3 separate regions of the Homo sapiens genome follow, and regions 2 and 3 are each linked to region 1. The links are chromatin contacts, found by Hi-C or POLR2A ChIA-PET in ENCODE. All regions are on one chromosome and are shown on one strand. Each heading gives the region's core, a stretch centred on a gene start or an enhancer-like site at or near the end of the contact. The rest is flanking DNA. Distances are from core to core; before and after follow the strand shown. Region 1 holds the start of CD48 (CD48 molecule). Region 2 holds the start of TOMM40L (translocase of outer mitochondrial membrane 40 like). Region 3 holds the start of IGSF8 (immunoglobulin superfamily member 8).

Region 1 (4,112 bases), core at 1,217-3,716:
TTTTATTTTATTTGATCTTAATAGCAACCCCTTGAAGAAATGAGGAACAGATTATTATACCCATTATGGAGCTGAGGAAGCTGAGGCTCAGGAAGCTTTAATGACTTGTTGAAAATTCCACAGCATGGAACCCAGATAGAACTAGGTCATCTCATTTCTAGTACAATACTCTGTCTACTTCATCCTGCTAAGTGTTGTGGACAGATGGGGAATTGGGTAGTTGTGGAGCATGCCCTAAATCATTGCCTTGAAACCAAAGAACTGAGAAACCCAAGTCTGAGGAGAGAAGGAAGAAGAGAGCTAAGAGTGCTTCTCAAAGTTTTCCACAGAAGCATCCCTTACGGCAGAGGAGAGAACTACTTGCACTTCTCAGGAAGATATGGATGTGTAGTCCAAAAGGAAGTTTTTTGAAGTTGTTCATTCATTTGTGTAACAATTATTTATTGAGCACATGCCACACTCCAGGCCTGTGCTAAGTTCAGCAGCACAACACTGCACATGGTTTCTGTCCTCAAAAAGTTCAAGGAAACAGATGATCCACCAAGCAATTCACAAACCATAATCTGGAGCCTGAGGTTCCCATCTAACCATGCCTTCAGAACACAGTCACAGGCAGACAGTCCAAGAAGAAGTCACATAAAAACAGAAGCCTAAAAGAGAGGCAGGGAGAGGGCAGGAGGGAGAGAAATCTAGGTGGAAAGAAGGCATGTACATAAGCCCAGAGGTAAGAGAAAACGCCTCTTTTAAGGCAAACAGTAAAATTAAGAGATTTAGACACATTGACCTTCACCAAGATTCCCTCGCCTTAGTCTAGGAAAGGTATAATCATAATAGAATGGTTTGGAAGTTAGACCTGTGTGCCCTTAGGAGAATTTCTTAATCTCTCTGCAAGACAGTATTCTCATCTGAAAAATGTAGATAATAATAGCCACCTCACTATTTTCTAATGAAAGTTAAATGAAAAAGTATGCAAAAGGCCTAGCACAATGTCTGACACACAGTAAGTGCTTAATTTGTATTTTACTAACCCAGGTTATAGCCCGGGTGTTATAACCCAGGTTTACTAACCTCATCAAAACCAATATTATCCATTCAAAGGATAACATAATCAGGTGTGGTCTGATTGTTTCAAAGAAGAATAAATGACCAAGATGAAGCCTAGAAAAGAAGTCAGAGAAAGGTCAACTGTCAGGATGTTTTCAGTATGCCTAGAGAAAGTCCTAAAATATTCCAATTCTCATTGGCAACCCTGCTTTTCCCAATAGTTAGATGAATACTTCACATCAGCCCCCAATCCCAAGGTCATACCAATGTCCTATGCATTGAGTCAGGCCCACAGAACCTATATAGCCGTAGACTCACACAGTCATGAACCAAAGGACTCTACCTGAGAGGTAGAATATGTGAGAGACCGATCCTCCACACATTCTACCTCATCTCCCCAAAAGTTACAAACTATCATCATTTTATGCCACAGTGTGACTACCACATGTTTGTTGATTTTTACTGTTTTACTCAGAGTGGTGAGCATTAAAGCCCTTTAAATTAAAAAGACTTGAGTATTTACTTGGGGGAATAGCAAGAAAGTCAAAGGTTTCACTGCTGTTTCTCAGCTGGCATAAGAAGAGAGGTACTGGATGAAGAAAGAGGGTGAGGCAGCTCTAACAGGAGAAGGAAAGTTAGCTCAGCCCTTGGTCACACACCGGGGACCGAACAGGCTGTGGCAGAGGAATGGACCTTAACTCTTAGCAATCAGATGTGTTAAGGTTCCTTTGATGCTGAAGCACTTCCAGCCTCTTCTCAGACCCTCATTCAGAGACCCCAGACAGCAATCCTTTCCAAGCTTTTCTTCCTATAATTTTGATCTATCTTTTCTTTGGGTCAATGACAATATCATTTACCTTGGCTCAGGATGCAACACCTCACATATACAGAGGTCTCAAAGAATGCCTAAGGGAGTACAGTGTGTCTGAGCATAAAATGCAGCAGCTGTCAGTGTAGAGCTTCTTCTTATTCAAAATGAAAAAACAAACACTTTTCCACAACTTCATGGACCACCAACCACGGGACAAAATATGAGGAGCCTACTTCTCTTGCTCCCCAGGTTCCTGTTTTGATCACATCCCCGTGGGAAAGGAGATGAAGCTCCATTCATCAGTGCTAAGAAAGGCTCCCCAACCATGCCATGGCCATGCTATTGGAATGGAAATACCTGCTTTCCAGACACCAGATCTGGCTTCTAGGGTTGAACTACATCCCGTCTCCCCTTTCCCAACTGACCATGCCTTCAGTGCACAATCACAGATACACAGTTGGTGGAAAGTACCTTGAATGCTGGTCACCAGGAGTGACAGAGGCAGCAGTAGCAATTCCAGAGCCAGACACGAATCCCAACCTCTGGAGCACATGCTTCCTTCCAGAACTTCCCAGCAACGCAGGAGACAGTTGAGAGCCTGGCTAGAAAAAGGCCGGGGCTAAAAACGGAACTTACCAAACAGGGTTAGAGAGAAAAAAAAAAAAACCACTGAGATTTTCTCTCCACCCAGCACACTTGTGTGGGGCCCCAGAAACCAGAAACCGGAGGTCTTGTAAATTTTTTTATCTAAGAGCATCACGGAAACTGAGAACAATTTTGTTTGAAGGTACATGAGTGCTTTTTTGTAGGGGGAAGATTCATAGCTTCTACTGTACTCTCAGGGGGGCCAGTACTCAGAAAAGAATAAGGGACCCTGATAGAGAATGTCTGCTTTTCGTTCCCAGGCAGGAATCCCTCTGATTAATTCAGGGGCTAAGACATAGGAGCTTCCCAGTCAAGCCTGGGTAGGTGTCATTCAGAGCCTGAAGTCTGGGAAATCAGACCCACGTAGCCTTTGTGCTGCATATCTTACCCCCAGCACCACCCTCTGCTCTTCTTCCTTTATGATAATTCACTATTTGAAGTTTGACATCAGCCTATCCACTGAACATCAGAAAAAAAGTAAGATTACTTGGCCCAAAAGAATGGATTTCCCACCCTTGTAGTCTGTATTAGTCTGTTCTCACACTGCTAATAAAGACATACCCCAGACTGGGTAATTTATAAAGGAAAGAGAGGGGTTTTGTTTTGTTTTGTTTGTTTTGGTTTTTTTTTTTTTTGAGATGCAGTCTCACTCTGTAGCCCAGACTGGAGTGCAGCAGTGCAATCTCAGCTCACTGCAACCTCCACCTGACAGGTTCAAGCAACTCTCCTGCCTCAGCCTCCTACATAGCTGGGATTACAGGCAAGCACCACCATGCCCAGCTAATTTTTGTATTTTTAGTAGGGTTTCACCATGTTGGCCCGGCTGGTCTTGAACTCCTGACCTCAAGTGATCCACCTGCCTCAGCCTCCCAAAGTGCTGGGATTATAGGCATGGGCCTGTGCCTGGCCAGGAAAGTGGTTAAATTGACTTCTAGTTCAGCATGGCTTGGGAAGCCTCAGGAAACCTACAATCATGGTGCAAGGGGAAGCCAATACGTCCTTCTTCACACGGTGGCAGGAAAGAGAAGCACTGAGCAGCAATGGGGAAAGCCCCTTCCTTATGAAACCATCAGATCTAGTGAGAACTCACTATCACGAGAACAGCATGATGGTAACTGCTCGTATGATTAACTTACTTCCTACTGGGTTGCTCCCATGATATGTGGGGATTATGGGAACTACAATTCAAGATGAGATTTGGAAGGGAACACAGCCAAATCATATCATGTCTAGGAAATTTCAAGCTCATTCCTATTGAATGTAAATTAGTTATTTGCCCACCCAGGACCCACAGGCAAGCCACAGTTCCTGATATAACATATTTGTAATCACTTTTTAATTGGGGACATTTCTGATTCTCAACATGGAGATGAACAATAAAATGTCTGCTCTTCTCAGTCCTCAAACCTGAAGGACATTATGTTAAGTGAAATAAGTCATGCACAGAAAGATAAAAAACCACGTTCCCAATCATATATGGAAGCTTAAAAAATGAGCTCATAGAAGTAGAGAGTAAAATTGTGGTTATCAGAGGCTGGGAAGGGTAGAGGGAAGTGGAGGATGGGAAGAAGTTGGTTAATAGATACAAAGTTACAGCTAGAGAAGAGGAATA
Region 2 (4,223 bases), core at 913-3,412, 510 kb after region 1:
ACAGGAAGCAGGATTCCAAGTTATTTCTCTGGAAAGCTCTGACATATCAACCCATGGAATACCATCAACCCATCATACCATGGAAAGCTCATGGTGTCTTTATTCCATTATGGGTAGATCTCATCTCTCAACCTTATCCCACTTTACTGCAACTTGGCAGAGAGATATTGGGGAGCAGAAGAAAGGAGAAAGGAATTGAAATCAGGGACAGGGTTGAGGGCTATGGGGGTTAGGGGAATGAGGGTCGGGTAAGAGGGCAAGTGTAAATGATCTTGTCCGTTTTTGAGTTAATGTGTAATGAGACGGGGAGAAAACAGGAGAGCCCAGAATGACCTGGATGCTGATCACTGAACATACCCTACCCCCAGTAAAACAAATTCAGAAAACAGCTTCCGCCCGTCCCCTCCCAATGGAGGGCTCTGGCAGGAAAAGAGGTGAATAAGAGGCTTCTACCAGGGTAAAGGTTGAAGGCACCTGGTCATTTGATCACCTTATCAGTTCTAGGCAGTGATTAGCCAATATTGAGTCAGCAGGGGCAATAGCCCTGGCCCTTGTCTCACTCCTGTTGGGGGTGGGGGAGGGGGAGAGGTACATTCCCAGGTTCAAAGCATTTGGGTGAAATCAGTTAAATAGATATCAGAAGCTTTTGTATCTTTCACCCTTTTGCCCCCCAAGCATACTCGCTGAGTATGTGGAACATTCCTGAGGGTGACAGTGGAGGCGCAAAGCTGATGAGGGAGGTAGTGACCAGAGACCAAGAAATCTTTGTTTTTTAACTTTTGTTTTAAATTCAGAAGTATATGTGCAGGTTTTTTTGTTTGTTTTCCTGAGACGGAGTTTTGCTCTTGTTGCTCAGGCTGGAGCGTAATGGCATGATCTCGGCTCACTGCAACCTCCACCTCCCGGGTTCAAGGATTCTCCTGCCTCAGCATCCCAAGTAGCTGGGATTACAGACATGCGCCACCACGCCCGGGTAATTTTGTACTTTTAGTAGAGACGGGGTTTCCCCATGTTGGTCAGGCTGGTCTTGAACTCCCGACCTCAGGTGATCTGCCCGCCTCGGCCTCCCAAAGTGCTAGGATTACAGGCATCAGCCACCGCCCCTGGCCTATATATGCAAGTTTGTTACACACGTAAACTTGTGTCATGGGGATTTGTTGTACAGATTATTTCATCACCCAGGTATTAAGCCTAATATCCATTAGTTATTTTTCCTGATCTTCTCCCTCCTCCCACCCTTCACCCTCCAAGACCAAGAACTCTTACTCCATTTTCAATTATTCCCCTGTGGAGCGCTTAGTGCTTGAGGTCAGCCCTTTGGCTTGTCCCTGGTCCTGGGATGGAGTGCCTTTGGGGGCCAGGCTCCATATTCCTAGATTTTATTTGCCAACTCTGCCTTGGGACTCAGGGAAGGAAGGGTTAAATACAGAAAGCAGCTGTTTCAGCGAATAGTTCTGCTAGAACTTACTCCTCTGCGCCAAACTCTCACACCCGTTTCCATTCCACCAAGTGGTCAAGAGCGGGGACTTCGAGAGATGTAGACCTCCAGAAGAGAAGGGTGGGTCCCTGTTCTAGGGAGTGCTGCGCTTAATGAGTAGTACTCATTTGGAGGTGTGCTGTGGAGGGCTGTGAGGAGGATTTCCCATGGGTTCTTTGGAGAGAAGGGAGCGATAGAAATGAACCAGGGTTCCAAAGAAGTCTTCATAATCGTTCTTTCTGCCACCCTTCACACTATGCCAGTCTACAAGCTGTAGTTCCACTTTTCTCATGGATGAAACTACATGGGTGGAAGGAGCTTCAGTGGCCCAAGCTACAAGATGCTCCCTCTAGTGTCTTGTACGCTCACAAGTTTTTTTCCGACCTTGGAGAGGCCTAGTGATCTAAAGCCTTCCACTTAAGTCTAAGGGGCCACCAATCAAGTCCTGCCCGCCTCTGCAGCTCCAGGGTTGAAGCTCTTGGGCCGTCAGACCTGCCACTCATTTTCTTCCTCCCTTCCCATTGGCCCATGGTAAATAGCGAGGCTTTTTTTTTTTTTTTTTTTTTTCATTGATTGGGCGGGGCCCAATCAGGGTTGGGTTGGGTCTTTGACAGCTTTCTTTGCCAGATTCAAAGATGGCGCTTACGGCCACGCTAAGAATGCAGCGTGAAGCTGCAGTTCTGCCATCACTCAAGATGGCTGCCCCCATCAAGATGACCGGGGTGTGCCGGGGGGAAAGGGGCAGCATGATGGTCTGAGATGGTAAGGGATACTGCACCATTGCGGGCCTGGTCTTGGGGCCTGGGAATGAAGAATAGAGAGGCTAGGGAGCTAGGTGAAGTCTGTGGTGGGGGCTAGGATCAGAGAAAGGGAGAGAGGACAAGGGTGACAAGTGGGGGTGAGAGATCAAAGATGGGGCGGGAGTGTGCCTAGGGTTGTCTCTCCATGAGTGCTCTCCTTCCCTACTCTTCCTGTTCCAGGTGTAGCGTCGGACCATGTGGAAGTTTCTGAGGCTGGGGAGCCGGATAATGGGGGGTGGGGCCCGTTGGGGGGTAAAGGGGCAATAGCGTCCTTTCACAGGCTAACCTCGGCTCTTCCCAGTCCTCTGGACTAAAATGGGGAACACATTGGGCCTGGCACCAATGGGGACTTTGCCCCGCCGGAGCCCCCGCCGAGAGGAACCCCTGCCCAACCCTGGGAGCTTCGATGAGCTGCACCGTCTATGCAAAGGTGAGAACTTGGCACTTGGGTGTCTCAGGATGAAGGGGCAGAGGAGTGGAGGGTCTTGAATGCCGGATGTCCGGCGATGGGAGCAGGAAAGGGGAGATCATAGCTGGGTCATGCAGCCTCAGGGAGGATCAGGTGCCCAAATGAAGTGGAGCATTTCATTGCAGGACTTGAAAGGAGGTTAATTCCTCCAAAGTGTTCCCTATGGGATTGAAAGGGGAGACTATCTTTTGGGGTAGGGGTTCTTTGTCTGTGCTTATTCCTTCCCTTCCCCTACCCCCTTCAGATGTATTCCCAGCACAGATGGAGGGAGTGAAGCTCGTTGTCAACAAGGTTCTGAGCAGCCATTTCCAGGTGCTCCCACTTCTCTGGCCCCTCCTTACTATTCCCCCTTTCCTGTCCCTGGATCATCTTCTCCTTTCCTTTGTACTCCAGCCCTAGCCAGTCTATGTGGGACAAATGAGGGAGGATGTGGGGTTCTCTTTACCTCCGTGCCTGTGGGACTTGTTGCTTTTAATCCGATGACCTTCTCTGTATATGTTGGAATATTTAGGATTCTTGAGAGGCCCTCTGGATGGGGAAAAGACTAAGGGTGGGATGAGGGATTGAAGTGGAGCAGGAATGCGCTTTTCTCCACTGAATCCTCTTTTCCTCAGGTGGCGCACACTATACACATGAGTGCCCTGGGCTTGCCGGGATATCACCTCCATGCGGCCTATGCAGGGGATTGGCAGCTCAGTCCCACTGAGGTGAGGGCTCCACACACCTGGGTCATCTCCCTAAAAACCAATCTGGGACCCAGGTCTGGAGGAAGAGGAATTGTGTGTGTTATGGGGAGGAATGGGCCGTAACCTGATTCTCTGTGTCTTTTCTGAATGAGAGAGGGTAGAGAAACATTTTCTGTGAAGAGCCCAGAGTGTGTCTTTGTGACTCCACCAGGGGGCGCTGTGCACTCTTAATGAAGTTCTATATTTGGGTTTAGGCTGAGTGGTGCCATCCGGCTCAGCCTTACTACTGTGTACACCCTTCCACAGGTGTTCCCCACTGTGGTAGGGGATATGGACAGCAGTGGCAGCCTGAACGCCCAGGTCTTGCTCCTCTTGGCAGAGCGGCTCCGAGCTAAGGCTGTCTTCCAGGTGACCACAGTTCCTGCCTCCATCCCCTGAGGCACTTCCTCTTTCTCCTCCACGGGTTTCCTGCTCTGAGGGCTTGGAAGGAGGAGCAGAGTCTATAATGATCATAAAGAGGGAGGGAGATTTTACTTCTTGCTCTTGCCACCCAGACGCAGCAGGCCAAGTTCCTGACATGGCAGTTTGATGGCGAGTATCGGGGAGATGACTACACAGCCACTCTGACCCTAGGAAATCCTGACCTGATTGGGGAGTCGGGTGAGGAACTGGGACAGGGTTCTTTTTATCTTGGCGGCCCATTTGCTAATGTTACTATGCCTCTTCATCTTCTGTACAGTTTGGAGTTTAGAAAAGGAACTTCTTGGGCAGGCTGGGGTGGCGGTTATTGG
Region 3 (4,051 bases), core at 46-2,545, 610 kb before region 1:
TCTGTACATCCTCCTGCCACCTGCCCAGGGACCAGGGAGAGGACTCATCCTAACCCTGCAGGGCCCAGGGACCTGCAGCAGGGGAAGGCTTTGCTTGGTGCCACTGTGGAGCTCTGGTCTAGAAACAGGCAGCTGGGGCTACCTTCAGCCTCTGCCTTGACGACAGCAGCTCTGAAGTCACCATCCCCACCCCCACGCTTCACTCTCATTTCAAGGGCTTCAGCCTCATCAACATCTGTACTGGCAGTTTCACTGTCTCCATGCCATACTCTTCCCCAGACCACCTCCTACAGGGAGCCCTCCAGTTCAGGCCAAAAACAATTCCACTGTCATTATCCCCATGCATCCATGCAAGATTGGCCCAGAACACCCCACCATGAACACCCACCACAGCAGGCACAAGGTGCTTGGAGATCCCAGGATCAGTCTCCATGGAACCTGGTTTCTCCTGAGGCAAGGAAGCTGGAACTAAGCGGTGTGAAAACTGATGGGTGGCTGCAGAGCCAAGTGCCATTTGGGAGACAGGAAGAAGGGCAAAGAGGGACCCAACCCAGGGTGGAGATGGGGGTGAGAGAGGGAACTGCCCCCAGTTGATGAAGTGCGTGGAGCGCAACTGGGAGAGACTTACTTCAAAGATCGTGGGCAGAACTGGCCTCTGGGCCTCCAGCCAACTCTGGGGCAATTATGAAGCTGGGCAGGCACTGCCCTCGTAGGGCGGGCACCCAAGGCCAGGCCTGGAGCTGAGTGTGGGGCAGAAAGGAGTCGCAGCATTTGGTGCAGCGACCCCAGTACGTGGGTATGCTAGCTGAGATGTGTGGCCTGCCCCGGGAGGCCGAGCAGTGCCTGGGGCAGCACCTTAGTGGGTCCTCTCTACGCCCCAGTCCCTGGCTTAGAGCTGGGGAGCCTGCACTCTTCCCAAGACTGGCTCGGCGGACAGCCACAAAGCGCAGCTGGACGCCGACCCCGGGGAGGCTGGAGGTACCCCTGACGGAGGAGGATGTGAGGAGCCCCGAAATGCTAGGGGGGTGCTGGATGGCAGGCACCTGCCCGGCAGGGCCGGGAACCGGAACGGGGGCCTGGCTTACCTAGCATTAGCAGCAGCAGCAGCGGCAGCGAAGGCGGCAGCAGCGTGGGCCTGAGGGCGCCCATCCTGCGCGGCCAGCTCTGGGGAGGCTCCGGGGGATGGCGCGGGTTCTGGGGGGCCGGAAGGGTGGGGGGCGCATGCCCAGGTTGAGGGCAGGAAGCGGGGCAGCGAGGCGTGGGTGCGCCGAGCGAGCTGAACTGGAGCTGCCGAATCCCCTCCCTCCGCCCCTCCCGCTGCTTTCCCTCCAGCCCTCGGCAGTTCTGAAACCATTCTCGCCCCGGCCCGCCCCGGCACCGCCCCTTCCACCGCCCCGTCTAGGCCCGCCCCGCCCCGGACCCAGCCTTGGCCCTGCCTGCCCCACCCCCGCCAGACTCCGGCCTTTGCTCCGCACCTGGCCCCGGCCCCGCCCCGCCCCTCGAAACTCACCTTTGAGTCGCATCGAGTCCCAGCCCCGCCCCGGCCCCGCCCCTCCCCGCCCCGCCCCGCCAAGACTCCAGCCCTGGATCCGCCCCGGGCCTCGGCCCAGCCCCAGTTCCGGCCCCTCCCCCGCCCCGCCCCACCAGGACTACAGTCGGACTCCAATCCTGGCTCCTCCCCGGGCCCCGGCCCCGCCCCAGTCCCAAGCCGCACCCCTTCCCCGTCCCCGCAGGGCTAACGTCAGCCTCCAATCCTGGCTCCGCCCTGGACCCCGGCCTCGCCCCGCCCCTGGCCCTGGCTCCGCCCGAGGCCCCCGCAGGAGTGAGCTAACTGCACCTCTGCGCATCGAAATTCCCACCCACCCTCGCACAGAGCGCATTCCACCCCGCACCTGCCAGCCTTTCCTGGAGAGTTGGGTGCAGGGTCCCTGGGATTGGCGAGGTGACTGTGACCACGCATTTAGAATTCAGTTATTTGCTCTGAGCCATAGTCCTCGCTGCAAACCCTGCTGAAGTAGGGGTTGGCGGAAGCCAGGAGTTCCTGAATGCGAAGGGTTTGAGCTGAAGGGCGCTTCCAGGATCCAGAAGGTCACTGGAGACCTGTTTTTCACCCCCTCAGAGGGCAAAACCAAAAGAAAAATGGATTAGGAGAGGGGGCCGTCCATGTGACGTCATTTCTGGGTTGGGTGATCCTAGCCCAGTTGTTTAACCTCCTTCAACTTCAGTTTTCTCCTCTGCAAATTGAATTGAGGTTGATCACATCACCCAAAGGGTTATTGTGATGATAGGTAATGTACATAAAGTGTTTGGCACAGGAAACTAACACAAAATGGGAGATAAGGATTATTTTGTTTTAGGTTTTGAATTATTATTTGAACTGCTTCCTAAGAGGCTTAGTTTAGACCTGGCATTTAGGTGAAGGAGTCTCTATGTTCAGTGACAGTGGGAAGAGATGAACATTGCTCTGTTCTAGGAAGAGTGGGGCTTGCCCTGGAGGTGGGAGAATGGAGGAGGCACCCTTCCCAGGTGCTCTGTCTCTTCCTGAACTGTAAAGATGGGAAGTGGGCAGGGGCAGGAAGGATGAGACCAGAATGGGGAGAAGAGATGGCCAGGTTTGCAAAGCCAAGGCTGTCAGAGTGGCTGTCAGTGGGAGGTGACCCCAGAGCCCATTTACCACCCTCTACCCTCCAACATCCTCCCTCTCCCCTCTCATCCCCCTTCCCTCCCACTCACTCACCCCCCTTTACAGAAGAGGAAACTGAGGCCCAGAGAGGGTAAGTGGCACAGGCCAGACCAGACCTTCCTTGACATGGTATTCCTCAAGCGTGGCACAGTGCCTGACTCTGAGAAGATGCTCACGGGGTTGCCAGTAGAAGCCACATTGAGGAACCCTGGAGAAACCAGAGAAACTGAGGCCTTGAAGGGAGATCAGAGGTCCAGCCCTCACTTCCCAGGACTGCCAGCACTGGCCCATGAACAGGGCAATAAGGTGCCTGTTTATTCCCACTTTGAAATATCCAGAAGGTTGCTCCAGAACCTCATCATCTAAATCCATCCACAGGCATATCGAGCTATGTGAAAACTGAAACTCATAGGGGAAGCTTTTGGAAGAATACGTCTCTCCCTTTATAATGGATTTAATTATCGAGTGGATTTAATGCCTTCATGATGCTTGAGGGATGAAAGATGTTACCAATTGTAATAATGATAGATGTCATTTATGAAATGCTTACACAAGAAGGCCCTTTTGGATATTAGTCCTAGTCCTTATAGCATATTTTGCAAGGTGGTGTCATTTAACAGAAGAGAAACTTGAGGTTAGGCAGGTTAAGTACCTTGCCCAAGGCCACACAGTTTTTAAGTGGCTTAGGGGTGACTTCAGCCCAGGCTTGTCTGTCTGTCCCCAAAGCCCCAAATCTTCCTACACCTCACTGTCCCTCCTCCCAAGCCTCTCCACCCTGTAAACTCAGTCATTCAACAAATATTGATTGGGCCAGGCCTTGTACTGGGCACTGGAGATGCCATGGTAAACAAGGTGGGCCTGCTCCCCTGCCCTCAGGGAACATAGTTCTATATGTTAGGGATACATTTCATAAACAAGTCATAACCAACCCCCAGTATGAGTATGATGAGAGGGGTCTTCAGGGAGGTGAGGTATCCTCTCTTACCCTGTGGCCTGGGGCTGGGAAGGAGCTGGGGGCAGGTTGGCGTTGAGAACTGGGTTGGTGTCTCCCTCCAGAGGGGATAAGGCCCAAGGAGAGAACAGTGTCTTCAGCAGGCCCCTCTGGAACCCAGGCCCCTCTGGAACCCAGACTGCGGGTTCCAGAGGCGGCCAGCAGAGGGAGCCCACAGCCCAGGCCTGACGGACCCCTCAGCTGCTTATGTAACTGGGAAAGCTGGGGGAGGAGAACAAACCCCAGGCACGAGGCACGTCACACACACAGACACATGTCCCCACTGTAATGGAGCGGGGATCAGACAGAAAGACGGCTCCCAGAAACACACCCCCACAGAGCCATGGGCAAACACACACAAGCTGCAAAACAGCGAT

What was found. A loop is a pair of places that touch in the nucleus more often than their neighbours do. ChIA-PET counts read pairs that join two places held with the same protein, here RNA polymerase II (POLR2A). Pooled maps may share reads with other maps.
Region 2: a pooled map shows a loop between it and region 1 (3-fold over the local background). The contact joins the promoter of TOMM40L here to the promoter of CD48 in region 1. A Hi-C loop is called at or near these places in 2 of 50 pooled maps. POLR2A ChIA-PET finds 5 or more read pairs at or near these places in 2 of 52 experiments (SK-N-SH and T-cell).
Region 3: a pooled map shows a loop between it and region 1 (6-fold over the local background). The contact joins the promoter of IGSF8 here to the promoter of CD48 in region 1. A Hi-C loop is called at or near these places in 5 of 50 pooled maps.

Annotation. Positions count from the first base shown.
Region 1 is chr1:160,709,356-160,713,467 of GRCh38, forward strand. It overlaps CD48 (CD48 molecule), which reads right to left and starts at 2,467. Exons shown (of 4, transcript NM_001778.4): 1 at 2,327-2,467. The coding sequence starts at 2,408. RefSeq lists enhancers at 2,716-2,895, 3,436-3,495.
Region 2 is chr1:161,223,898-161,228,120 of GRCh38, forward strand. TOMM40L (translocase of outer mitochondrial membrane 40 like) reads left to right here and starts at 2,163. Exons shown (of 10, transcript NM_032174.6): 1 at 2,163-2,239; 2 at 2,458-2,707; 3 at 2,991-3,058; 4 at 3,361-3,453; 5 at 3,739-3,840; 6 at 3,987-4,092. The coding sequence starts at 2,593. It overlaps MIR5187 (microRNA 5187), which reads left to right and starts at 3,289; the gene lies at 3,289-3,364. RefSeq lists enhancers at 1,569-1,678, 2,139-2,208, 3,723-3,902.
Region 3 is chr1:160,097,324-160,101,374 of GRCh38, forward strand. IGSF8 (immunoglobulin superfamily member 8) reads right to left here and starts at 1,296. Exons shown (of 7, transcript NM_052868.6): 1 at 1,086-1,296. The coding sequence starts at 1,149. RefSeq lists enhancers at 1-484, 3,573-4,051 and a silencer at 1,051-1,880.